Linked DNA regions of Mus musculus: region 2 is linked to region 1. Evidence: chromatin loops called from intact Hi-C (ENCODE). Cell type or tissue: left cerebral cortex. All regions are shown on one strand. Each heading gives the region's core, and the rest is flanking DNA. Links, peaks and the distances in the headings are about the cores only. Region 1 holds the start of Wdr4 (WD repeat domain 4). Region 2 holds the start of Pknox1 (Pbx/knotted 1 homeobox).

Region 1 (12,291 bases), core at 2,389-10,388:
ACTTAAATCTGTCATAACCTATCCACAACACTCCTTGGCCCAGGCCCCATGGTAACTCTGCATCCATCGTTCTAACCATGCTCTGCAGTGCACACACCCTCACCACAGAAACCCTGTCCTTTCCGTTGTAGCTCAGCACGGGCCATAGCTTTAGGGCAGTGGGGCTGGGCAGCACTTCATGGGTCCTCATGGGATTGCTGAGGAGCGGATGCTGGTGCAGGACAGGACCCACAGCCCCACAGCAGTGGGCTGGCTCTATGCAGGCCTGAGACAGAACTTGACGCTTGAGGGTAGTGTTCAACAAGAGACAGAAAGCAAAGGGAAGGAGCTGGCTGCAGCACTACTCTCCTCTCTGTCTGTCTGTCTGTCTACGCAGCTGCAGAGTAGGCGCTCCTGAGGGAACAGGAGAAACACAATTGGGCTCTGGCTGGGGCCAATGAACCAAAACAAATGGCCTGAGCCGCCTAGCAACCACGCCTGTGTAAATGGGTTCAATGAGCAACTGTGCCAAACTCAAGCACAAACTCTAACTGGGGTCAAGACAAACCACCAACGGTGACACCTGAGGACTGCCCCTGCCCCAGAACTTGCTTCCTGTCTGAGTCTTCCCATGCCATACCCTGCTACTCAGCTCCAGGCAGAAATATCCTGATACCCCACCACCCTCTCAGACTAAGCCATAGAGGCAGCTCCAGGAAGGTATCCGCTGTGGGTAAATCCTGGGGCTAGAGCCCAAGTCAGACCATCAGACGGGAAGCATGCAGGGAGGTCACTCCAGGAGCTGAGGTAGGCAGGTGCCCCTCTGAACCCCATACTACGCGACGGGAGGTATTAGACATATCCCTAATCTTCTGGTCTCAGGGTTTACAGCCAAGAGCCCCACAGAACAGTGGGCTCCCCTCTGGTGGGCTCCAGTGGAGGGAGAAAAGGGTAGTCTCTGTCAACATGTTGCACTGCTGAGCCCTGAAGCTCCCATTTACGTATGGTGCTGCCCCACGCCAGCCTTCTGAGCCACAGAGGTCCTGCCAGGCATCAAGGGTCTCAAAACACCTGCCACAGCTGTCTGTCCATAGCTCTGCCAACCCGGTGCAGAGCAAACAGCCTCTTCCTGTGTGCTGTTACTTTCTGTAGAACACTTTCTAGAATGGTCCAACTGCACACACAGGATTCTTGTTCATAAACACACCCACCAAAACTAAAGGCTTCATCTGTCCCTTGAAACCTTCATCTTTAGCCGACAACCCTGGTTTCTGGCCCAAAAGGCAAATAAGGGGTTCCTGGCCCATCAAGTGGTAGTCTCTATGGCCCTACCACTTTGAACTGATACACTATTACCCACAATTCTCCCATGTAAGACTGAGGGGAGAAGCCAGGTGTGGTGGCCCATGCCTTTAAACCTGGCCCTCTCTTACTGAGGTCCAGCCTGATCTACAGAGGGAGTTCCAGGACAGTCAGGGTTACAGAGAAACCCTGTTTGGAAAAAACAAGGAAGGGAAGAGAGGGGAGGGGGATAAGGGGGAAAAGGATGGAAGGTGGGAGGGAGGGGGGAAGAAGGCAGAGAGGGGAGAAAGAGAGGAGAGAGAACAGAAAGAAGGAAAGTAGAGAGAGACTGAAGACAGCAGCTGGATAGCACCCAGGCCTCAGCCAGGGAGGCCCAGAGCAGCCTGGGGTCCCAAATGCTATGCAGGACAAACTCAAATGCATGCAACTGCTGGAGCCAGGCTGCATGACAGGGGTGTAAAGGTCTCCCTCCAAGGGAGCAGGTTCAGAGTCCAAGGAGATCCGTGCCCAGGACGCACAGTGGCTCCAGAGGATAGAATACAGCAGCCTCCGGTATGAGGGGACTGAGCAGCCCCACTCCACATGCCTGCTGCCATCTGTCCGGATCAGACCTGCCTGCTCTCTTCCCTTCCTCACGCTCACCCCACACTCGCCCTGCCGTCAGATTTCCCAGCAGACAGAGGGAAGGGCTTTCTGTACTTGCCCTACTAACTTCATGAACCCAAAATGCCAAAGGAGGAGTTTTCTCAATTTCTATTTTTCCAAAGAACTCTTACTTTTGAAACTCCTCTTATTGAAAACAAAAACAAAAAAACCAAAAACCCCTAAAGATATAAATGAAGTTCACAAAATGCAAACAACTGTCCAGTGTGCAGAAAGCCACACTGCCTCCCTGGCAGTTGAGACTGAAGATTTGAGAACGATGCAAGATGAGAAAGCACACTTAGAAACCTGTGCAGGAGCTGGAGAAATGGCTCAGCTGTAAAGAGCTTGCGGCTCCTGCAGAGGCCCCAAGTGGTAGGTCACAAGCACTGAACCCCAGCTACAGGGGTTCCAACATCCTCTTTTGGCCTCTTCAGGCCCCGTGCATGTACTCATGTAGACACAAACACCAGGCCCCATGCACATACTCAGTGTAGACACAGTAGACACAGACAAGCACATCATGGGCCTGCCCAGTGGCACTCTACAGCCACAGCAGACCCAAGATGCAACCTCTCCACACCTGCATGCAGCCTGCACTGCTGCTGCTGCCTCCCAAGCAACAGCAACTACATCCCAGTCTCCCACACACCTACATCCTAGCTGTCAAGACCCCTAGCTGCGCTGCTGGCCGGCTATGATCTAAAAACAGGTCAGAGGACTGTCTGAGCTCACACCCAAGGGCAGCCCACAGCACAACCACCATGTAAACTTATGTGAGCCACATACTGAGGGCTAAGGGTGCAGACGAGCAGGGAACATGCTCTGAGCACGAGGCTGTGTCCCCAGCACCTGACTAACAACTCACAGATCATCCACCCCATTCCAGACTGGCACATTAGAGCCTGTGCTGTCATGGTGACCAGGTGATTCTCGTGCCTACTTCTGCAGTCAGTCTTTAACCTAGAAGGATCCCCATCACATTCTCTTCAAAACCTTCTGTGCATATGTGTGGGTTCCCTTGCATGGATACATGCATGTGCGTGCTACAGCACATGCGTGAAGGACAGAGGAACTTCTCAGGCAGTATTCGTGCTTTCATTTTGTTTGAACAGCATCTCCCATTCTTTGCCTCTGCATACACAAGGTTAGCTTGTCTGCAGCTTACAGAGTTCTCTTGTCTCTAGCTCCACCTTTGCTGGAGTGCTGTGATGACAGATGCATACCTCCTATGTCCAGCCTTAAGTGTGTTCCAGGACAAAGCTTGCTGCCAAGCCAGAGGACCCAAGTTTTATCCCTGGGACTCGAATGGCAGAAGGAGAAGTAACCCAAGCACACATATAGGTATATATATGTAGGTACATGTGTGTACACACACACACACCAGTGCACAAAAAATAAGTAAATGCAAAAAATAAAGCCAACGATGTCTTGCTGGTGAATTGTCTGTCTGTGGGAGGGCCTGAGGAAGCCTGGTGCATCCGTGTTCTTATGTTAACTTACTGTGCTGTTTCTAAACAGTACACATTTAATACCATCTAAGACGCAAAAATATACACACTGACAGGCAATGGTTCGGGCCTTTCTCTAAGCTGGCTGACAGAGGGCAGATGGATATATGTGCTCTTGAGGACACCACCGAGTAGCCAGAGTGTTTTTTAAACTCATCTCTTAGAAAATAGGATGAACTATAAAAACCCAAAAAGCTCAGCTGACGTTCCTGAACATCAGTAGTTCAAATGTCACGCCCACGGCTACCCTGACTGGATGAGTATGTAATGTCCCACAGGCTTATGTCCTTGAACACTTCATGCACAGCAATGGTGTGGTTCTGAAGGCTACAGGACCTTTAAGAGATCTAACCTAGACGAGCTTGGTGGCGCACGCCTTTAATCCCAGCACTTGGGAGGCAGAGGCAGGTGGATTTCTGAGTTCAAGGCCAGCCTGGTCTACAGAGTGAGTTCCAGGACGGCCAGGGCTACACAGAGAAACCCTGTCTCAAAAATAAAAAAAAAAAAAAAGAGAGAGAGAGAGAGAGAGAGAGAGAGAGAGAAGGCCTAGCTGGTAGACCCTGTCCAGCCCTGCTTTCTGACCCTAACAGACCTGCAGATGATCCATCAGCACTGTAAGCTCTGCCCACCACACCTTTCCTTCCCAATTGACGCATCCTGACCATGCCTGCCCCAAAAGCACATCCTCTGAGCGACCAGCCAGAATAAACCCTCCTTCCCTTGAGTTGCTTCTGTCAGGGATTTTGAAAGGGCAACAGAAAAACTGATGAATAAACTCAAGCTCAGTTAAATCAGCAGTAGGGGTGGGGACAGGGGTAAGTGAGGCCCTGGCTGACTCTGCTCAGTGTGCCACAGAATAAAGAGATTCAGGAGACCCAGAGCATCTGTATTAGGTTGTTGGTAATCTGCCCAGCACTAAGCACCACAGGTGAACGCACCTCCATTCACAGGGACAGGACGGCACCGAGAAAAGGCAGAGACACAGACTCCTACTCCTTACCATCATCACCACCTACATTTTCCTCCCCCGTAACCATGGGCCCATCTCCCTCCATGCACATTGCCTTCAGAAACTGTATAAGTGATGCAGAATGCTTATGGAACTCCTGGAGGAGAGGACCAGAATAGCCAGCTGTGCTCCTGCCCAGTTGCTGTTACGCAACACCTAGCCTGTCCTTTATCTTCTCCTCAGACACACAAGGATGAACCTCATCACCTAGCTTACACACGTACAACACCCACTTCCACTTACCCAGTCTTGGACATGACACTTGGAGCATGAGCTAACTAACAGTCCCACTCCTGCTGGGCATGAGGCTGCAGCCCCGTGGAAAACAGGAAGGCACAGTGGCACAGTGTCACTGAGTGCTGGCACTGCAGCCTCTGCACAGGCTGTCCTAGCTAAACAGCCCAAAACTGGCTGCTTAACCCTCACACCACCCAACGGGTGCGAGAACGGGCCCATGCCACCCCCCACCCCCACCCCCACATGCTGTTAGTTTTCAGTCAGTCTCACACGTAGCTGATACTTCATGTTAGCTGCTTATTACAACGGTTACTGTCACTATGGCTACTGACATGCAAGTACAAGGACATCTTAATGACTCAATGTTAGCATTTCATACCTGACACTCAGACATTGCCATGGTTTTGTACGGAAAAGAATCAGACGCTTACTGTCATCTGTTAAAGCAAAATAGCGGCCAGACTTGGAGAAGGTGGACGCCAGAATCGAGTCACTCCCTGTGTCTGCGGGCTGTCCGTCCTCCCTGAAAGGGCAGGGAGAGAAAAGGAAACAATTAGGCCTCGCCTGAGTTGCCGGGCTTGTCCATCCTAACACAGGTGAAGTGGAAGATGTTGGTCAGTCAGTTCATGCAGCCAGAGTGTGATGGCAGACTCAGGGGACCCAGGGATGTTCAGAGAACAGCTCTAATTTCCCAAGCATGAAACCTAACTCAACAGGCTAACATCCAGCAGAGGCTGGAAGGACTCGCAGACATCACATGGTCTAGCCCTCACAGACATGGACTAACCCAAGGCTAGAGGCAGGGACCGATAAAATTAGTAACAAACGGAGTCCCAAGACCAAGCCACCACACAAAACAGTCACAGGCTGCTCTGTACCTTTCAATTAGTTAATTCCCCACACCTGCCCTCAATACACTTCATTTGAAATGGTCACTGTTACTTTAAAGGGCCAGCAACAAAAATGAATACTAAAGAAATTAAAATTAAAACAAGACAAAAAAAATCTAAAAGTATTTGAGAAGGTCCTACATATTCTGAATGCCTCCATTTAAAGTTCCTTCCATGTTCCTCTCTGAAATGGAACCAAGCCTAGCCTCACAGCTAGGTAACCAGACCTAGAACTTCAGCGAGTGTGCTATTCCCCGGGCTCACTGCTCAAACCACAAGTGCTTCCCTGCCATCTCACCCTTTATCTTCTGGCGTGGCCTTCTTCTCTGCAGTACTGCAGTCGTATGTGAAGACACAGTCATCATCACTAAAGGGAAGAGACAGGAGTGAACATCTTTCTCTTGGAACAAAAACATTCCATCGTCATTACATTATGGGTCTTAGCCATGACAGAGAAGAGCCAAGAACTGCCATTGCTTAACCTCCTAGTAGTATACATCAATCAGTGTGCCATGGTACTCTTAATCAATATAGTATTCTTCCAGCCGCCAACCTGTTGATTCTAAGGAAATTATATTCTGATACTGTTTTTTTTTTGTTATGGTGGTAGTTTCTCTGTATAGCACAGGCTGTCCTGGAACTTGCTCTGTAGACCAGACTAGCCTTGAACTTGGATATCCACCTGCCTCTGCCTGAGTGCCAGGATCAAAGGTGTCCAGTACCGCTGCCCCTACCACCTCCACCTCCATCCCCCATTACCCCACCAGTTCTGATTTTTTAATTAATTTATTATATATGTGTGCATGTGCGTGTGTGTGTTCTGCCTGCATGTATGCTTGCATACCAGAAGAGGGCACCAGATCTCATTATCCATGGTTATAAATCGCCATGTAGCTGCTGGGAATTGAACTCGGGACCTCTGGAAGAACAGCCAGTTCTTCAAGCCCTCTGGTATTATTTTTCAACTCGGCTTTCCTCCCAAATTTATAACTGCTGAGGCTGTCTTTACAGAATTCAGAAACAAGTCTCACCTGCCCCCGTGAGCTCCAGGCTCTTACTCATGTGGGAATCAAACACTTTCCAAATCAGAACTTAAGCTCCCTTCTTTTGCTCTGACCCTGTACCCTGACAACCTATAAAGTGGCAGGCACCAAAGACTTCTCCAGTTAAACACTCAACTGCAGAAAGAAGAGTCATTTTCCAAGTCTGAAACTTTGTTGGCCAATGGCATTCCCCAAAAGGCACAAATTGAGGAACGTTCCTAATCTTCACATGTACCAAAACTAAACGGGAAGGGGAAAAAAAGAAGCCGATACGGACTGCCACTGATCCTCTAGGCTCGTGGTAATCAACTACTTGCTCAAAGAATCCTTTGACCGAGCACAACGTATACATAAAGACAGAAATAACATAAAGCAAAACTTTATGTCGTGTGAAGGGTCTTTAGGGAGATGCTCACTTCAGGTTCTGCGTGCGTCCTGCCTTTGGGAGGAGTCGGGTTAAGAACCCAAAATCCCTTAAGAGCAACTAGAGCCCGGTTGCAAGACGCAGACCAAAGATAGAGCATGTTTTGTGCTCAGTGAGAAAACCTTTAGGGTTCCCTAATATATGACCCTCATCAGGGAGGTGCCAAGCGGGCCAAAATTGAACACCAGGACCCCCTAGAAGCCTGGGCAATGCGACACCCACGTGACTTAGCCCTCCCAGCGCAGCGCAGGCGCCTCAGAGTCCGGAAGTACCCCTACTCTGAACAGAGAGAGCGCCCGGGACCCGCCGGGCAGGTTACGGGGCGTTGCGCCGTGGTGAAGAGGCGCCGAGGACAGGGAATCCGGGAGGACACAGAACACTGCCGCGCCGGCCCCGCTGCCCTCAGCCCGGGCCTCTTACCTGCCCGTAGTGGAGAAGGCTAGGAACCGGCTGCCTCCTCGCACCACCAGCGTCTGGGCGCACAGTGCCAGCCCCGCAGAGCTCGCCATGGGCCCGCCCGCCGCCTCCGGACACGTGCGACGCGCTGCGCCCTTCCTGTTGGCGCTTGTCAGTGATGTCACTCGGCGCCGCGCGAACGGCGTGCCGTCCAGGAGCATGCGCGCAGGGCGTAGTCTCATTTGATTTCGGTGCCCGGAGGTGCTGATGCTGTAGATCCCTCCACCTGCCTTTGGTGATTGACTTTTCTGCCTGTCAGGTTAGGTGGCTTCTCTTGGACGGGGTCTGGTACTCATTGTGTGCCGGTTTAAAAAAAATAACAACAAAAAACTGCTGTGTGGCATCAGAATTGGATGGCCAGGCCCAATATGTAGCCATGAATGCGTACGAGTCACTGGAAATGTGCTCATTTAAGACAAACACCTCTTGGACCCCCAGCTGTCAAACGAGTCTAACGGTGTGCCTGCCCAGATCACCAAAAGACTCGTTCCATCCATCCCAGTGACTCACGACGTCCAGAATATTGTGGTCTCTTATAGGTTGGATGTGAACCTCCAAGGCAGCTCCTAAAAAGATGGTTTATTTGCCCCACCCACCCAACACACCCTAGTGAAAGTAAACTCTTTGATCTGATCAGTGTCCTGTTTCAAAGTCACACTTACTATGCTGTGTACAACTGCTATCTTAAGGTTGTGCAGTTCTCTGAGTGAGTCTAACTTATAAAGCAGCAATTGGCTCCATTTTTACCTGAAACTGAGTCAGAACGACTCTTCATTTTACTTGTACAAGCTGGGAGGTGGTAGCACTCGTCTTTAATCCCAGCACTTGGGAGGCAGAAGCAGGCAGATCTCTTGAGTTTGTGGCCAGCCTGGTCTAACAAGTTCCAGGATAGCCAGGGCTAGACAAAGAAACCCTGTCTATAAACAAACAAACAAACAGTAAAAAAAATCTCTCGTGCAAATGAAATCACCACCTACAGATGCAATTAAGTTAAATCATGGGTGAAACAAAATCGTATCAGAGAAGTCAGGTCTTGAGCTTATCCAACGCCATAGCAATGAGAAATGGAACCCCTTCGCAGGACTATAAAGCAATAACCTAATACTAAGGCACCACTGAGCTCCTCTGTCACCATGCCCTCTTATACAGTGCTGACACTGAGGACAGGCAGGCCCATGCCCAGGTATGCAATAGCTCACGCGAGACAAACGCTAATGTGATGATGGCATCAGGCTGTCACACGGCTGAAGCCCACTGGGCAGACTTCTTAGTACTCATAAGCAGGTTACACCTTAACTGGGCCTGAGATCTGCCCTCTTAGGTGCCTCTCCTTTTCCAGAACCCTCTAGATTACTTTGAAGAATGCGCCCTTTGAATGGATTTTCACCCCTTACTTCCTGTCCTTAGGAAATCCAGAACCCAGAAGCCTTTCTTCGTGTTAAACTACCCACAACTACCCCGGTTTGCCTTGCATCAGTTGGTGGTGCTTTAACTACCCCCTCCCCACAAAAAATAAAATAAAATAAAAGATGGGCTCTCATTTAAATATAACTGAGAAGTCCCTGGCAGCTGATAGCTCCTGGGAGAGGGAAAGTCAGCTTTCTTCAAGGATACAACTTCTGAGAAGCCACGTGACCCATGATCTTGCATATGCTGGCAGCCCTAAATGGATTCAGTGAGTTACACACACACACACACACACACACACACGCATACATAAACGTGCACATACATAAGTGCACCATCGGGAAGGAGTAGTGGTGGCAAGGACAGGGAAGTAATGAAGGGTGAACTTTATCAAAAATAAATATGTATGTGTGGCATTCTCAATAAAAAATATTAAAAATAAAAGAGCAAGGCTGGGTGGCTCCAAGTTTAAGGCCAGCCTGGTTTACATATCAAATTCCAGGCTAATCAAGGCTACATAGTGAGACCCTGTCTCAAGAAGAAAGGAGGAGGAAGAGGAAGAGGAGGGAGGGAGGAAGAAGGAAGAAAGAAGAAGGAAGAAGAGGAGGAAGAGAAGAAAGAAGAAGAAAGAAAGAGAGAAAGGCTCCAGAGAGATGGCTCAGCAGTCCAGAGTGTGTGCTGCTCTTCCAGAACGCCTGAACCCACATCAGGAAGCTCACAGTTTCCCAGATTCCTCTAATTCCTCTTACGGAGCATCTGATGCCCTCTTCTGGCCTCCATGACCATGAATTCACATGCACAAATTCACACACACACACACACACACACACACACACACACAATTTAAAAAATAAAAATAAACAAATTTTTAAAATATATAAAAACAAGCCCGGCTGTGGTGACACACACCTTTAATCCCAGCATCTGGAGGAAGAGGCAGGCAGATCTCAGTTCCAGGACAGCCATTGCTTCTTGTCTGAAAAACCTTATCTCTGAAGAAAAAAACAAACAAGCCAATCCTAAACCATAACACTAAGAGTCCTTGTAGCTGTGGCTTCCTCCCTGGATCCTGTATGTGCTGCTGCCAAATCATCAAACTCCTGAGACAAAGCCCTCCAAAGTAATCCCTCTGGCATTAGGTTCAGTTTTAGAATTGACACTTTGCCTGTGTCCCCACCCCCTTTCTCTCTTTTTCCTCCTACCCCTCCTCTCTCCCTCCTCCCTCACCACTAACTCAGGTTCCTTTCCCCCAGTTTTACATAATTGTTACAATTCAATTGTCCAATTCCCCCGGGCCTCTGCTGGGATACTGATTAGGAAATAATTGAATTTATTAGACTGTTTTGAATAAAATTAGCATGTTTACACTGTGCAGAAAGCCACCTTGGCCCTACCTCTAATAGCTTTACCCTTAGCTCTGTGTTATCTTACATTATTCTTTAAAACAACCTATTTAAATATATACTTACTACAATATATGGGGTTTTGCTAATATCATGAGATCTTTTAAAATTATGTTTTGTAATTGTGCCTGCCATCTATAGAGATACAGTTTCTGTTTTTTGTAAATTGCTCTTGCACCCAGCACTTCTTGCAAATTCTATCATGAATTCTCATCTTATTTCTCATTGCCTCATGGGACTTGGTAGCAGATGCTGCCAGCTATCCCTAGCATGTAGCCATCAGCCCTTGTAGAGGGAGGGGCCGCTGCAGGCTGCTCCTGGGGCTTCAGGTCAGCTGTGTGCCACCTGGGTTTAGCCAGAATGCCCAGACAGAGAGTAGAATCCCCTGACAATGTGTTCTCCCCAACAGCTCCTGCGCTGTGGCCAAGCCCATGGTGGTCCCTGTTTCCCACACTGTCTCTATGGTACCATGGAGCCTCCACCACAAAGGAGATGGTAGCTTCCTGCTGTGGTGAATCTCTTCAGCATTTCTATCATGGTGTGCTCTGTTTTGTTTTTTGTTTTGTCTTTTTTTTTTCTTTCCCCAAGACAGGGTTTCTCTATAGAGCCCTGGCTGTCCTGGAACTCACTCTGTAGACCAGGCTGGCCTCAAACCAGAAATCCACCTGAGTCTGCCTCCTAAGTGCTGGGATTAAAGGCGTGCACCACCACCGCCCGGCGGTGTGCTCTGTTTCAATGTCTCTACTAAAATGCACATTAAAATTCAGTCTTGCAGAGAGATGGCTCAGTGGTTAAGAGCACTGATTGCTCTTTCAAAAATCCTGAGTTCAAATCCCAGCAACCACATGGTGGCTCACAACCATCAGTAATGAGATCTGATGGCCTCTTCTGGGGTGTCTGAAAACAGCTACAGTATACTTAAATAAATAAATCTTTGAGCCAGAGCAAGTGGGGCCTGAGTGAGTGGGGCCGGAAAGAGAAGAAAAGGTGCCTGAAGAGTGGCTCACAGTGTACCTAGGTATAATAAAATAAATAAATAAATAAATCTTTTTTTAAAAAAAAATTCAGTCTTGAAGGCTAGAAAGATAGCCCAGGGGTTAAGAGCATTAGCGGCTCTTTCAGAGAAATCAGGGGACAATTCCCAGGATCCAGATGGCAGCTCACAACTGTCTAAGACTCCAGTTCCAGGAGATCTGTCACCCTCTTTTGAGCTTGGCAGGTACTGCGTACACATGGTGTGCAGTCAGACATTTGGGCAACACACCCATACACAGAAAATAAAACTAACTAAATCATAAACGGGTGTGGTGGCACACACATTCAATCTTAGCACAAAGGGCAGAGGCAGGCAGATCTCTGTGAGTTCAAAGGACAGTCAGAGTTGCATGGTGAGACTGCCTTAAAAATAAGTCAGGCAGTTGTACACCTCTACTCCCAAAACTCAGGAGGTAGAGGCAGGTGGATGGATGTCTGTGAGTTCGAGGCTAGCCTGATGTACAGAGCAAATTCCAGGACAGCCAGCACTACACAGAGAGACCCTATCTTGAAAAAAACCTAAACAAACAACTACAACTTCCACCTCAAAGGAAATAAGAGATAGTTTATTCTGCACGGCCATATCCTAAGAGCACAGGTTTCGTGTTCCAACGTGGAAGAGGTTCCATGAAGTTTTAATAGTCACAGAACAAAGAGGACTCACAACCCAGGGTCCAAGGCACCTCTTAAACACACTGGTGGAAATATTAAATGGCAGTTACAGTATTGTGCTGAGGAGAAATCTCAACTGTAGGTCTGAGATGCTGTCTAGTGCTATCGCTTTTTGGTTTGGTTTGGTTTGGTTTGGTTTGGTTTGGTCTTTCAAGATAGGGTTTTTCTGTGTAGCTCTGGCTGTCCTGGAACTCACTCTGTAGCCCAGGCTGGCCTTGAACTTAGAAATTCACCTGCCTCTGCCTCCCAAATGTTGGGACTAAAGGCATGCACCACCACTG
Region 2 (12,291 bases), core at 1,850-9,849, 55 kb after region 1:
ACAAAAAAACCCCAAAAAAGAACTTGTCATTATGACCAAAATACTTGAGCCCACTTCCCTGTCCAAGCCCCAAAACTTGCCTGAAGCCTAGTTCTTCTGTTCCACCCTAAGACTAAAATTCCTGCCTTACCTTACTTCTCTATTACAGCCTAAAGTCATATTCTTGCTGAAACTTACTTCCTTATTATGCCCTAATGTCAGATTCCTGCCTGAAGCCCATTTCCTTGCCCTTGGCCAATGTCAGACTCCTGCCAAGTGGTACCCCAGAAAGCTTTCCACAAAAAGAAAAGAGGAAGAGAGGTAAGGACAGGATAAAGCATTTGGGGACCAGAAAGCACCTGTTAGCAACCTTGAGAGAAGCTGTGGTGCTGAGAGCAGGACCCCCCCCCACCCCCAGGCCTTGTTGGGGAGGGCAGTCCTGACTGAATCTTAAGGCCCTTCTGACCTCCTCAGCTATGAAATCACTCGGTCAGTTATGGTATCCCTAGGAAACTTTGTATACCCGGCATGAAGAGACTTGGGATAAGGGAGACACTTTAGGGATGGAGGGACTGACTTTGATTCTTACCACCCATGCGAAATGTCCCAGAAGTCTTACACACTTATAATCCCAGAGCTGGGGAGGCAGAGACAAGGGGATGCCTCAATTGGCAGGTAGCTCTAGGTCCAGTGAGACTTTGACTCAAAAGATAAGGTGGAGACTGACTGAGGAGAACAGCCAATGTTAGCCCCTGATCTCCACACCTCTCGCACCCACACAGTCACACACATGCACATGCACACAAGCACAGATACTACACACAAAGAGAAAACTAAAACAGAAGAGGGAACAACTCTAATGGAATCTACACATTATAATCGACTGTCTGGTTGCTTTGGCTTTTGCCCTTGTTTTTCATTCTTCAGAGACAGAGCCTCATATAGGCCTGGCTGGCTGGCCTGGAACTTCCTATAGCAAGGATGTTCTTTTTTTTTTTTTTTTTTTTTGGAAGGATGTTCTTGACCTCTCACCTTCCTGTCCCCAACACCAAGTGCTAGGATTACAGATAGGCAACACCCAAGCTTAGCAGGTTGATTTTGATACGAGGGATAGAGGTAGATGTGTCTTGCTAAAATCACTCCGGCTGGCTCTGAACTCCCAATCCTCCAGACTCACAGACTCAGCCTCTTTTATTTTTTCAAGACAGGGTTTCTCTGTATAGTCCAGGCTGGCCTCGAACTCAGAAATCTGCCTGCCTCTGCCTCCTGAGTGCTGGGATTAAAGGTGTGCGCCACCACGTCCGGCCAGACTCAGCCTCTTGAGTAGCTGAGTACCCCACACATTCATCATCACCCTCCTTCCAGACCCCCAGATCCCTTAAGGATACCCAAGGTCCTCCTCTACCCGACATGGAATGGCCTGTGTCCATCTGATACTTACTGGGCTGATATGCACACTGAAGTCCTAGTGGTCAGGGGCTACCATGTCTTTCTTTTTCTGTGAGGTCCCCTGCAAACCAGAGCGGAAGCTCAGTCCTTCAAGTTGCCGCCTTTGTCACTCTACCCTTCTGTGGGTTTTGCATGGAACACACTACCACCTGTCTGGCCTCCATCCCAGTCAATTATCTTTCTTACTGTCCAGTGTGGCTGATCTACACACAGTGTGGGTGACTAACTGGTCCCTCCCTCCCTCTGTTATACCTGCGGACATGTGTCCACCACAAGCACCTATACTCAAGAGGACTAAAATCCTCTTTGCTGTCAATGACAGTTGGGATAAAATCAGGGTAAATAAAATCTGATAAAGTTTTAGGTTCCAAAGTGAGGTCATGTCCAGGTGCTTCCTAAAGAGTGGGAAAAGCAGGTTGCAAGTTCCAAGATCATTCCTTTTAAAAATGGGAACAGATTCTACTTTTTTCTTTTTTTGGTTTTTTTAGACAGGGTTTTTCTGTGTAGCCCTGGCTGTCCTGGCACTCACTTTGTAGACCAGGCTGGCCTCGAACTCAGAAATCTGCCTGCCTCTGCCTCTCAAATGCTGGGATTAAAATCGTGTGCCACCACTGCTCAGCGAGTTCTACTCTTGAATTTCTGCATACGGTTGCTGTGTGTGTGGCTTCTCACTCATGCTCTGAAACATGGCCCTTAGGAAAGTGGTGAAGGAGCTTTTAAAATTATTTATTGTCTTAAGGATTTGTTTATTGTATTTATATGAGTACACTGTAGCTGTCTTTCAGACACACACTAGACAAGTACATTGGATCCCATTACAGATGGCTGTGAGCCACCATGTGGTGGCTGGGATTTGAACTCAGGACCTTTGGGCGAGCAGTCAGTGCTCTAAAGTGCTGAGCCAGCTCTCCAGCCATCCAAAATAATTTATTTTTATTTATGTGTATGTGTACATGTGTTTCTGTGTGTATGGACCCACAGATGACAGAGAGTGATGTAGGATCCCTTGGAGCTGGTGTGACAGGTGGTTTGTTACCTGACATTGGTGGTGGAAACCAAATTCCGGTCCTCTGGAAGAATAATAATGCTTTTAACCCCAGAGACACTTCTCCCACCCCTAAAAGTGAAGCTTTAAAGGGCATTGTAAAGACACAGAATGGGGGGCTGGAGAAATGGCTCAGCAGTTAAGAGCACTGACTGTTCTTCCAGAGGTCCTGGTTCAATTCCCAGCAACCACATGGTGGCTCACAACCATCTGTAATGGGATCAGATGCCCTCTTCTGTTGTGTCTGAAGACAGCTACAGTGTACTTGTCTTATATATAAGACAAATAAATAATATCTTTAAAAAAAGACACAGAACGAATGGTAAATAGCGTTAAATGTATAATATTCTTTCCTTAGAAGCCATCTGGATCTCAGCCCTAGGAGGAGGAGGTCCTGTGTGGTCTCACACAGGAAGCAAAGGATTCCTGGGACCTATGGTATGGTGATCTAATGACCCAACCATTGTGGGTGTTGACAACCCTGGGCAGGTGATCCACAGTTGTATAGAAATTACGATGATCAAACCATGGAGAGGAGTAACAGCCCAGCTTCAGTTCCTGCCTTAACATCCCTTGGTGACAGGCCATGATGTGGAAATAAAAACCAAATAAGCCTTTCCCAGGTTGTTTTGGTCGGGGTTTTAACACAGCAATGGAAAGCAAAACAGGATACTCTCTTTGGTTAATCCCTGCAATTTTTTTTTTTTGTTTTGTTTTGTTTTTTGTTTTTTCGAGACAGGGTTTCTCTGTATAGCCCTGGCTGTCCTGGAGATCACTTTGTAGACCAGGCTGACCTCGAACTCAGAAATCTGCCTGCCTCTGCCTCCCGAGTGCTGGGATTAAAGGCGTGCGCCACCACGCCCGGCTAATCCCTGCAATGCTTAATAACTTTGTTCTTTGAGGCAAGGTCCCTATGTATTCCATATTGGCTAGGACCTCAAAAGGTAGATAAGAATGAATTTGACCTTCTGATCTTTGTGCTTCGACTACCCAAGTGCTGAGATAACAGGCATATGTCACCATATTAAACCTGGTAAGGTTTAATGTGTGTTGGGGATCCCACCTAGGGTTTTGTGTATGCTAGGTAAGCACTCTTATCAGCTGAGCCATATCTTCAGCTCCCAAACCCAGTTTTTCAAATTTTAATATTGTTGTTGCTATTGTATGTGGACAAATGTGTGTGCATACCACACATGTGTTGGTAGTTGGTTTTCTCCTTCCACGTGGGTTCTGTGGTGAACCGAACTGTAGCTACAAAGAGAGTGATGCCTTGGGGTGTCTGTGGAGCCTTGAGGACACAGGAGGGTGTCCTACCAAACACATGCTGCGGCTTCCTCAGGCCCCTTCCAGCCAACAGTCCTGGGGTACAAGGCTCCTCCTGAGGAGTGTGGGGTCATCAGAACCGCTTTAATCTGTGTACGGATGAGAAGCACCGATCACACACTCAGGCGGCCACTGCATAAAACTGTTGCCTAGACAAGCCAGGCAAATTGAGGGCCTCTTTCGCTCTGTCTTTTACTTCGATCAGTGAAGCCACGGGGCCCGGGGTACGCTGCTGCAGATGATCTGGTTAGGCAGAGCTTCAACTAGAGACAACACTGTCCAGTCCTCCTAAGGAAAGGTCTCTTTCTTTCTTTTTCTTTCTTTTTTTTTTTTTTTTTTTTTTTTTTTTTTTTGGCCTGGAGTCCTAACGGACCAGATGTCAGACCGCAGTCACTTCACGGTCAGTCAGGAGACTGCATCCATGGTTAGATCCCAGGGCAAACATCTCAAGCGCTCAGTCCTTCGGTCTTTAAAGATGAACGCCTACCTCCTCGCGCCTACCCCAGCTCCAGAACCTTGATTGCGAGGCGCCGCTCAGAACGAAGGGCTAGAGCCGGGAGGCCCAGAATCGCGAAGGTCCTCTGATGGTACAGCCCGTACTCCCCGCCTGAGCTGCAGATGGTTCCACCCAGTTCCACAAACCTTTATCCGAAGGGAGGGAGCAGACGAGTGCGCAGAGGAGGCGTGGTCTATAGCTCTCTGGGCCACGCCCCACGGCGTGGTCATGAAACATAAGCTCTGCCTCTGGGGCGGGGCAGGCTGCTACTGGCGCCCGGGCTGGGCCGCTGGGTGGGGCCTGGCTGAGTGCGCGCAGCGGGGCGGGACCGGCCTCTGCCCCGCCCCGCTTGGGCCCTCCCCCGCCCCCTGCCTCGCCCCCGCCCCACCCGCCCCGCCCCCCGCCCGCCGTCGCGCTGGGCGGGGGCGGGGCCCGGGGTCGGCAGGCCCCGCCCCCGCGGTGAATATTGATGCGGCGCGCATCGGCGTCGCCCTCCTCCCATTGAGCGAGGCTGTGTCGCGTGGCCCGGCGTCGGCGTGACGGTTGGACGCGGGCGCGGCACTGCGGGTCCCGATTGCTGCAGCCGCTTGTCAGTGTGATGAAGATTGGCACCCAGGTAAGCTGTCACTCAACCGCTCCGCCGCCGCCGCCGCCGCCGCTCTCGCTGCCGCCGTCCCTATCAATCACACCGGCCGAGGCCGCCGCTGCCGCCGCCTCCGCCGCTGCCTCTTCCGCCGCGGGCCAGGCGGGCGGTCGGGCGGGCGGTGCCCCGGGCCGCACTTGACCCGCGCCCGGGGCGGGGGCGGGGGCGGGGGGAGGGGTGCGCCGATGGGGGGAGGGGGCGCTGAGGCCGCGGCGCGGGGGCGCGCCCGGCTTGTTTTCCTGTGTGGGTTCAGGGGCGCGGAAATTTCTCGAAGGCGGCAGGGCCTCCGCGCTGGGCCCGCTCGAAGCGCGCGCCTAACCGTCGCTCACGGAGTGCAGCTCGCGGCTGCGGGGGCGCGCGGGCCGGCGGGGGCGCGCGGCGGCGGGCTGAGGGCCGAGGGCCGAGGCCCGGGGGCGGCGCGGCAGGAAGATGGCGGCGGGGTCGGCAGCCCAGAGGGGCGGCCGGAGCCGGTGTGGGGCTTCCCGGGGGAGTCCGCGGATGGTGACAGCGTGTCGCGCGTGTCCACGGCCCGTCGGGGAGAGCTTCTCGAGGAGCGCTTGGTCCGCTGTGCCTGCTCCGTGTGTATCTGAGAAGGGAAGCGGTGCGGCTAGGAGCACCGAGCCCGGCGACGTCGCGGCTCCAGGCTCCGGAGGCCGTAGCCTGCGCGGTCGGTCCCACCGCGCCAGCCGGGAGCGCGCGGGCCACGGGGGCCAAGATTGAGCACACATCAGGGATTCTGGATAGTTGAGACGTGGGTGTCGGCTCGACAGGGAAGCCTCTTCCAGAAGTGACTTGTTTTTGTTTTATTTTATTTTTTTTAAAGATGTGGGTGATTTCCACTAAAGGATGGAAGAACACGCCTCTAAGCAGGCCTCCTGTCATAGCACTAGAAAAATGAGCTTTCCCTAAACACTCCAGGGAAGGATTTGACTGAGGCGGGAACGCGTTGCTAGCACGCTTTTTGTTGCTCATTCGGTGTCCAGGTGAGGCAGGCAAGAGTCCCTAAACCCTCCCAGCCTGTGCGGGCCATCCCGTTGGCAATAGCGCGCTGAGTCTTAGATCCACCATTGTGTGAGGTACCGTTGAAGCTTAAGGTTCTTCCTGGAGAACTTTGGCCACCAGGGCACCAGGAGTTGATGCTCCTTAAGAGAGACCCCTGTGCTTTAGGATAGAACAAGGATGGCTGGGAAGATAGCTCGGTTCCCCCCCCCCCCCCCGCCCCCAACCAGCTCTGTGATTCAGGGGGCGGCAGTTTACATTTGGTAACGTTTCTGTGGCCTTGTATCCTAACTTTAGGAGGTCCTGATTGTGAATTGTGGAAACAAAGTCACTGTAGGAGTAGTAACATTCAGTTACAAGCTTCACTTTGGCCCTGCACAGTTAAAACCAGAACTGTTGAGAGGAAAAGAGATTTGCCAAAGTTCGAAGTGTGGATCCAGGAGCTGAAACTTTCCCAGGGTCAAAAAGAGTACCAGTCATGTTGGAATAGCTCTCAAAAATATCTGATCTAGCGAGGTGGTGGTGGCACGCTCCTAATTCCAGCACTCAGGAGGCAGAGGCAGGTGGACCTCTTTAGTCTGGGCTATAGAGTTCAATCAAGATAGTCATGGCTACATAGAGAACCCTGTCTTAAAAAAAGTATTGGGCCAAAGTGTCTCATCGGAGCCCCGGATTAGCTCCCTGTGCAGCCGGGCTGAGCAGAGCTTTCCAAGTCCTTTGGGAGTGTGGTGAGGTTTCTGTGACAACTTAAATGCTTTGTGGACATGCCTCACACTGGTTTTGCTCATCTGATCTGATTGCCTTCCTCGCTGAAGATGCTTCCTTTTTGTTTTTGTCAGTTTCTGTCCTTTTTAGAAACCCATGTACATTCAGCTGTCTTTGGTAGGAATATGGATGAATGGATGTTCAGGGCCCTCTTCATGACCTGGCAAATTTTTTGTTGGCAGAGGTGACAAGGAATTCAAGAAGTACAACAGTCAGGAGAGCTTGATGTCCTGATGTGGTGTGGTCTAACAGTGGTTGAGGGTAAGAGAAGTTAGCCACAGCCTTTGGTGGGTTAGGCTGTCTTACAGTTAGCTGTGCTGAAACACAGGGAGTTCTTGTCTAGAGTGAAAGTTTCCATCTTGTCTAGAGTGAAAGTATGTTGTATGTGGTAGGATTGGTAGGATGAACAAAGTGGACTGGACAGTCATTTGGTGCAAAGCAGACAAAGGCCTGGCCACAAAGGCTGCTTCGTGTTACATTACTGAGGGTATGCCAGGTACCTCAACTGCTACAGCCCCTGCTGTTGAGCTATTGTTTAGGAAGTTCCCCCCAGAAGGCAGGCAGTGTGGCCTGTGGTTGGGAATTGTGTCTCTGATGTTCTGTGGTTCTTGGAACAGCATCATGGGAAGCGGATGGCGTAGCTTCTTACTCCAAGGATTTTCAGGGAGGTGGCGGGGGGGGGGAACATTTACAGAATCTTGAAAACCATGAGGTAGGGGATGCAGTTCACTGACGGAACTCTTGCTTTACAAAGCCCTGTCATTCCAAATATCCCTGCTCCAGATGATTTTATCATCTTGGGCCTTTCTCTGGAGTGATAGAGCGTGGCCATCCTGATGGGTAAAGTCACAAGGCCCTTCTTCCCGTCTGAGGGTAAACTGGTTAGCATGGGTTGTCAGTGCTCTGTGTATATAACATAATTTCTGTTCAGGGCAATCCTGTCACCTGAAGGCCCACCTTCTGATAGAGGTAAGCCTTCTCTGGTGACTCTGTGTGTGTGCTCACTGGGATAAGACGACAGGTGTCCAGTGGGCTCCCTTTGTAGTCACCATGTTGTCTCTACCTCATGTTCTCTCAGTCCTCACTTTTGCCGCCTTCCCTTTTGTTAGCCATGGACATGAGACTTCTGTGCTCGTTCTTCCTACACATCACCATCCGCACGGACAGCTGGGAGCTGTCTTTTTAAACATCAAACGCCCCTTCATTTTCTTGCCAGCAACCACAGTTTACTTCCTGTATGTCTGAAGGGGTCAATTTTAGGTATCCCATATAAGTGGAATAATTACTTTTGTGTGATTGACTCATTTCATTTAGCTAAGTTGCATTCATATTTTACCTTGGGTCTGCATTTCCATATTTTTAAGCCTAATAAAGTTCCATCCTGTGTATGCCCTCCATTTTGTTCATCTACCATTGCTGGAATTTTGGTTCTGCCTGCCTTTTGGCTATCATGGGTAATGTGGTCATGAACATGAATGAGTGTGCGAGTATTTGGGCTCTGCTTTCCGGGCGTTTGACACAGTCTCAGGAGTAGATGTCCACACCATGTTGGTTAAAGAACCATTGTCCTGTTTTTCCACAATAGCACTGCTCTACTCAGGGTTTCCAGATTCTCCACATCCTGGGATTTGAGTGTTTGGTTGTTTTGTGGCAAGAGACCAGAGCTTTGTAAACAGACAAGCACTCTATCCCTGAGCTCCACTTACAGCATCAGTTTTCTGTGTGGTTGGTTTTTAAATTGTCCTTGTATGTGAGATAACAATTTACTGTATAAATTGCATTTTCTAGTGCTTAGTGATGGTGAACATCTTTTCATGGATTTGACATTTGTGTGTTTTCTTTGGAGAAATATCTTTTAAATTCTTTGCCCACTTCTGAATCTAGTTTATGTGCATATACTTTATGTATAAGTTGTTAAAAGTACTTCTGTATCTGGCAATATCATATAATTTTATGCATGTTAACATAAATGTTTCTTACTTTAAAATTTTAAAGTTGGGCCAGAGAGATGGCTCAGCAGGTAAAGAAAGTTGTTTGTCACCAAGCCTGACAACCTGAGTTCAGCCCCAGACCCCACATGGTGTAAGAAGAGAAGTGACTCCTTGCAGCTTCCCTTAACCCCACACTAGCTGTGGTGTTGTACACACATACAATAAAGAGATTAATTTAAAAAAATGTTAAGTGTCACAGTTTTTTTTTTTAATATCTTATGGTTATGCCTGATATATCGGGGCCTTTGAGCACTAACTTTTGACTTTGTGTTTTCCATCTGAAAACTGGCTTTCTTCTCATCCACTCAACATGTACTCCTGGGTTGACAGGGAATCTGGTATGGAAAGGCAGCACCTGCTGGAAGAAGGGCCTGCTGGGGCCTCTTCCTGCACTGCACTGTGGATGTCCCTTGCGGCATTGGCAGTGCCCAAGGGAGAACGTTTGTCCTAGGGAAAGTGTGCTTAGCGTGGGAGAGTTGAGGTCCCCATTCTCTTCTTTCTTCCTTTGCTTTCCTTGTGCTAGGGATTGAACCTGGGACTTTGTACATGTTAAACACATGACCACTGTCGTCTGTGTCTCCCAGGACAGTCACTGTTCTAGTAACAAGGACATTAGGCAAGTTTTTTTGTGGCAGTTTGAGTTGATGCCGGTGATAGTCACATAGTCTTAAAGCTTTGATAATGAATTTAATAGCTACGATGGACCATCTAACTCAGCCTCAAACCAAATTTTAAGCCCCATAAAATGTCTTTTGTTAGGGCCGAGATAACAGGTAAGTGCTTACTGCACAAGTGTGGGACCCCAAGCTCAGATCCCCAGGAACCCACATAGAGCCCGATGTGGGAGCACATCTGTAAATCCCAGCACTCCCGGAGAGATGGAAGGCAAAGAGACTGAGAATCCCTGGGCCAGCTGGCCTGGCAAATGCAGCAACAGACAAAGTGACCTGATCTGCATATGCGTGCTCTCACACGTCAGCACTCACCCCCTTAGACTAACACAGTGTCTCTGTTATTAGAGTTTTGCTACGTCTTTAGTTGGATTCTGTACATTTTTATTTTTATTTGCTGTGTAGCCCAGGCTTGCCTCAAACCATTCTTCCTCTTGAGCCTCCCATGCAACTGAGCTGTCTGAGTAGGGGGTTGTAAGTGTGCCACTGTGCCTGGCACAGGTTTTATTTTAATAAGGTTTAATATCTGATTCTATTTGGATATTAAGTTTTAAATGGCACATTCTCAAGCTTTGTTTGAAAACTAAAGTGATTTCTTGGCAGATATTTTCCTTCAGATGAGTTACTTATTGACTGGCCATTACTGTGCCTGGGGATGAGGACCAAGGCTGTTTGTGATTTATGAGCCCCTGTCACTTAAGACTACTACTTTTTTTATTTCATTTTTTAAAGATTTATTTATTTTAAATATGTGAATTCACTGTCGCATTCTTTAGACACACCAGAAGAAAGCATCCAGTCCCATTACAGATGGTTGTGAGCTTAGCTACCATGTGGTTGCTAGGAATTGAACTCAGGACCTATGGTAGAGCAGTCAGTGCTCTTAACTGCTGAGCCATCTCTCCAGCCCCTCTTGAGATTTCATACACAGCAAACTCCCTTGACTTTGTGCTGGGTGACTAAGTCCCTAAAACCGCTCCTGGAGAAGGTGTCCCTTTGAAGACAGATCTTTGCCAGCTTTCTTAGAATGTCCTGGTATTTCAGGTGTGTTATAAAGCACATATAGAGCCGGGCCGGGCGTGGTGGCGCACGCCTTTAATCCCAGCACTCGGGAGGCAGAGATGGGAGGATTTCTGAGTTTGAGGCCAGCCTGGTCTACAAAGTGAGCTCCAGGACAGCCAGGGCTATACAGAGAAACCCTGTCTCGGAAAAAAAAAAAGCACATATAATTTGGACAAGGACCATCGGTTCATAAGGAGGATTAGTAATGGAAGAAGAATGTCGAGACAGTCCAGCATTCTCCAGTGCTATCTTTAGCTGCCTTCTGCTGTCATGTCTCTCTCTTAGTGCTGATTGTGCTTTCTGCAGACACTAGAACTGAGCTTGCCTAGAATATCCAGCTTCTCCAGCTTGGAGTGTAGGCTGACTTTGATGGCAGGTAGCACTGGGGAGCTGGAAAGGACCACAGGATGCTAATGCCTAGCCAATGACTTGAAAAAATACTTTAGGTGGGTGAAAAGTTGAGTATTCCAGAACTGCTAGGCCTACACAGAGAAACCCAGTGGAGACAGACAGATTAGATTCTCTTTGGTTTAGCCATGGCCTGTATTTATGTGGCCCTAGAGCTAGGGATCATTTTGTGACTGTGTGTGTTTGTCCATTCAGGTGGAGCCTATATTTGTATGGCCCTAAGGGGTAGGCAGAGAGACAGACAAACTTTGAAAACTATGTTTGTTTGTACATTTTAGTGGATATTTTTGTGAATATTTAAAAATATGTGTATGAGTGTTTTTGACTACATGTATGTATGTATATATACCATATATGTGCCTGGGGCCCATAGAGGTCAGAAGATAGCACTAGATCCCCTGGAAGTGGAGTTATACATGATTGTGAAGTGCCATGTAGCCTCTGAGACACAGATGTCTGTCTTCTTGAGCATCATGTATTTCCATGTTACCCAGGCTCACCTTGAACTAGACACAAGAGATCAATCATCCTGAAGTAGCTTCTTGGGTAGCTGGGAATGCAGGTGAGCAACTGCACACTTGCCTTATAAACATGTTGATGTGTAACTGATAATACAGGGTTGTTATGGAAACCAACTGGGATAGGTTTGCTATTGACTTTAGTTAGTGTAGTGTGAAAATAACTAGTTGATAACTGAAGATGGGTGAGGACAGGAAACATAACACACATACAGGATGACCAAACAGGGAAAAAAATTGTTTTATGAAATAGGTTTCCTCTGTGTAATAGAGCCCTGGCTGTCCTGGATACGCTTTGTAGACCAGCTGGCCTCAAACTCTCAGAGATCAGCCAGAAAAACTTTAAAAAAAAAGATTTACTTATTTATTTTATGTACGTGAGTACACTATAGCTGTACAGACGGTTGTGAGCCTTCATGTGGTTGTTGGGAATTGAATTTTTAGGACTTCGGCTTGCTCCAGTCAACTCTGCTTGCTCAGTCCTTGCTTGCTCTGGCCCAATGATTTATTTATTATTATACATAATTACACTGTAGCTGACTTCAGATGCACCAGAAGAGGGTGCCATCCTATCACCACTGGGCAGATAAAGCCATACGATTCCCATTTTATTTTATTTTGATTTACATATATATGAGCTGGAGTTACAGGCAGTCGTAAGCTGCTAAGGGATTCTGGGAACTGAACTCAGATGCTCTGTAAGAAAATATACAAATTTAAAAAATGATTTATTTATTTCATGTATGTGGGTGTACTGTCGCTGTCTTCAGACACTCCAGAAGATGTCCATTACAGGTGGCTGTGAGTCACCATGTGGTTGCTGGGAATTGAACTCAGGACCTTTGGAAGAGCTCTTATCCACTGAGCCATCTCGCCAGCCCCAGAAAAACTTTTTTTTTTTTTCAAGAGAGGATTTCTCTGTGTAGCCCTGGCTGTCCTGGA

Evidence for each region. Peaks named below come from ENCODE experiments on the same cell type or tissue, not always from the same donor. Only the 100,000 strongest peaks of a DNase experiment are listed, where the experiment ranks them.
Region 2: a loop joins it to region 1, with 4 times the contacts of the local background. A loop is called at or near these places in 21 of 42 quality-filtered maps.

What each region holds. Positions count from the first base shown.
Region 1 is chr17:31,504,710-31,517,000 of GRCm38, forward strand. Wdr4 (WD repeat domain 4) reads right to left here and starts at 7,778. Exons shown (of 11, transcript NM_021322.2): 1 at 7,458-7,778; 2 at 5,869-5,937; 3 at 5,060-5,203. The coding sequence starts at 7,675. In left cerebral cortex, for the core only: a CTCF peak has its summit at 6,406 (motif pointing right); a DNase peak (open chromatin) is centred at 7,626; H3K4me3 peaks cover 1,480 bases; H3K27ac peaks cover 960 bases.
Region 2 is chr17:31,559,981-31,572,271 of GRCm38, forward strand. Pknox1 (Pbx/knotted 1 homeobox) reads left to right here and starts at 4,793. Exons shown (of 11, transcript NM_016670.3): 1 at 4,793-4,908. In left cerebral cortex, for the core only: a CTCF peak has its summit at 6,007; DNase peaks (open chromatin) are centred at 3,974, 4,492, 4,811, 5,300 and 3 more places; H3K4me3 peaks cover 3,505 bases; H3K27ac peaks cover 2,464 bases.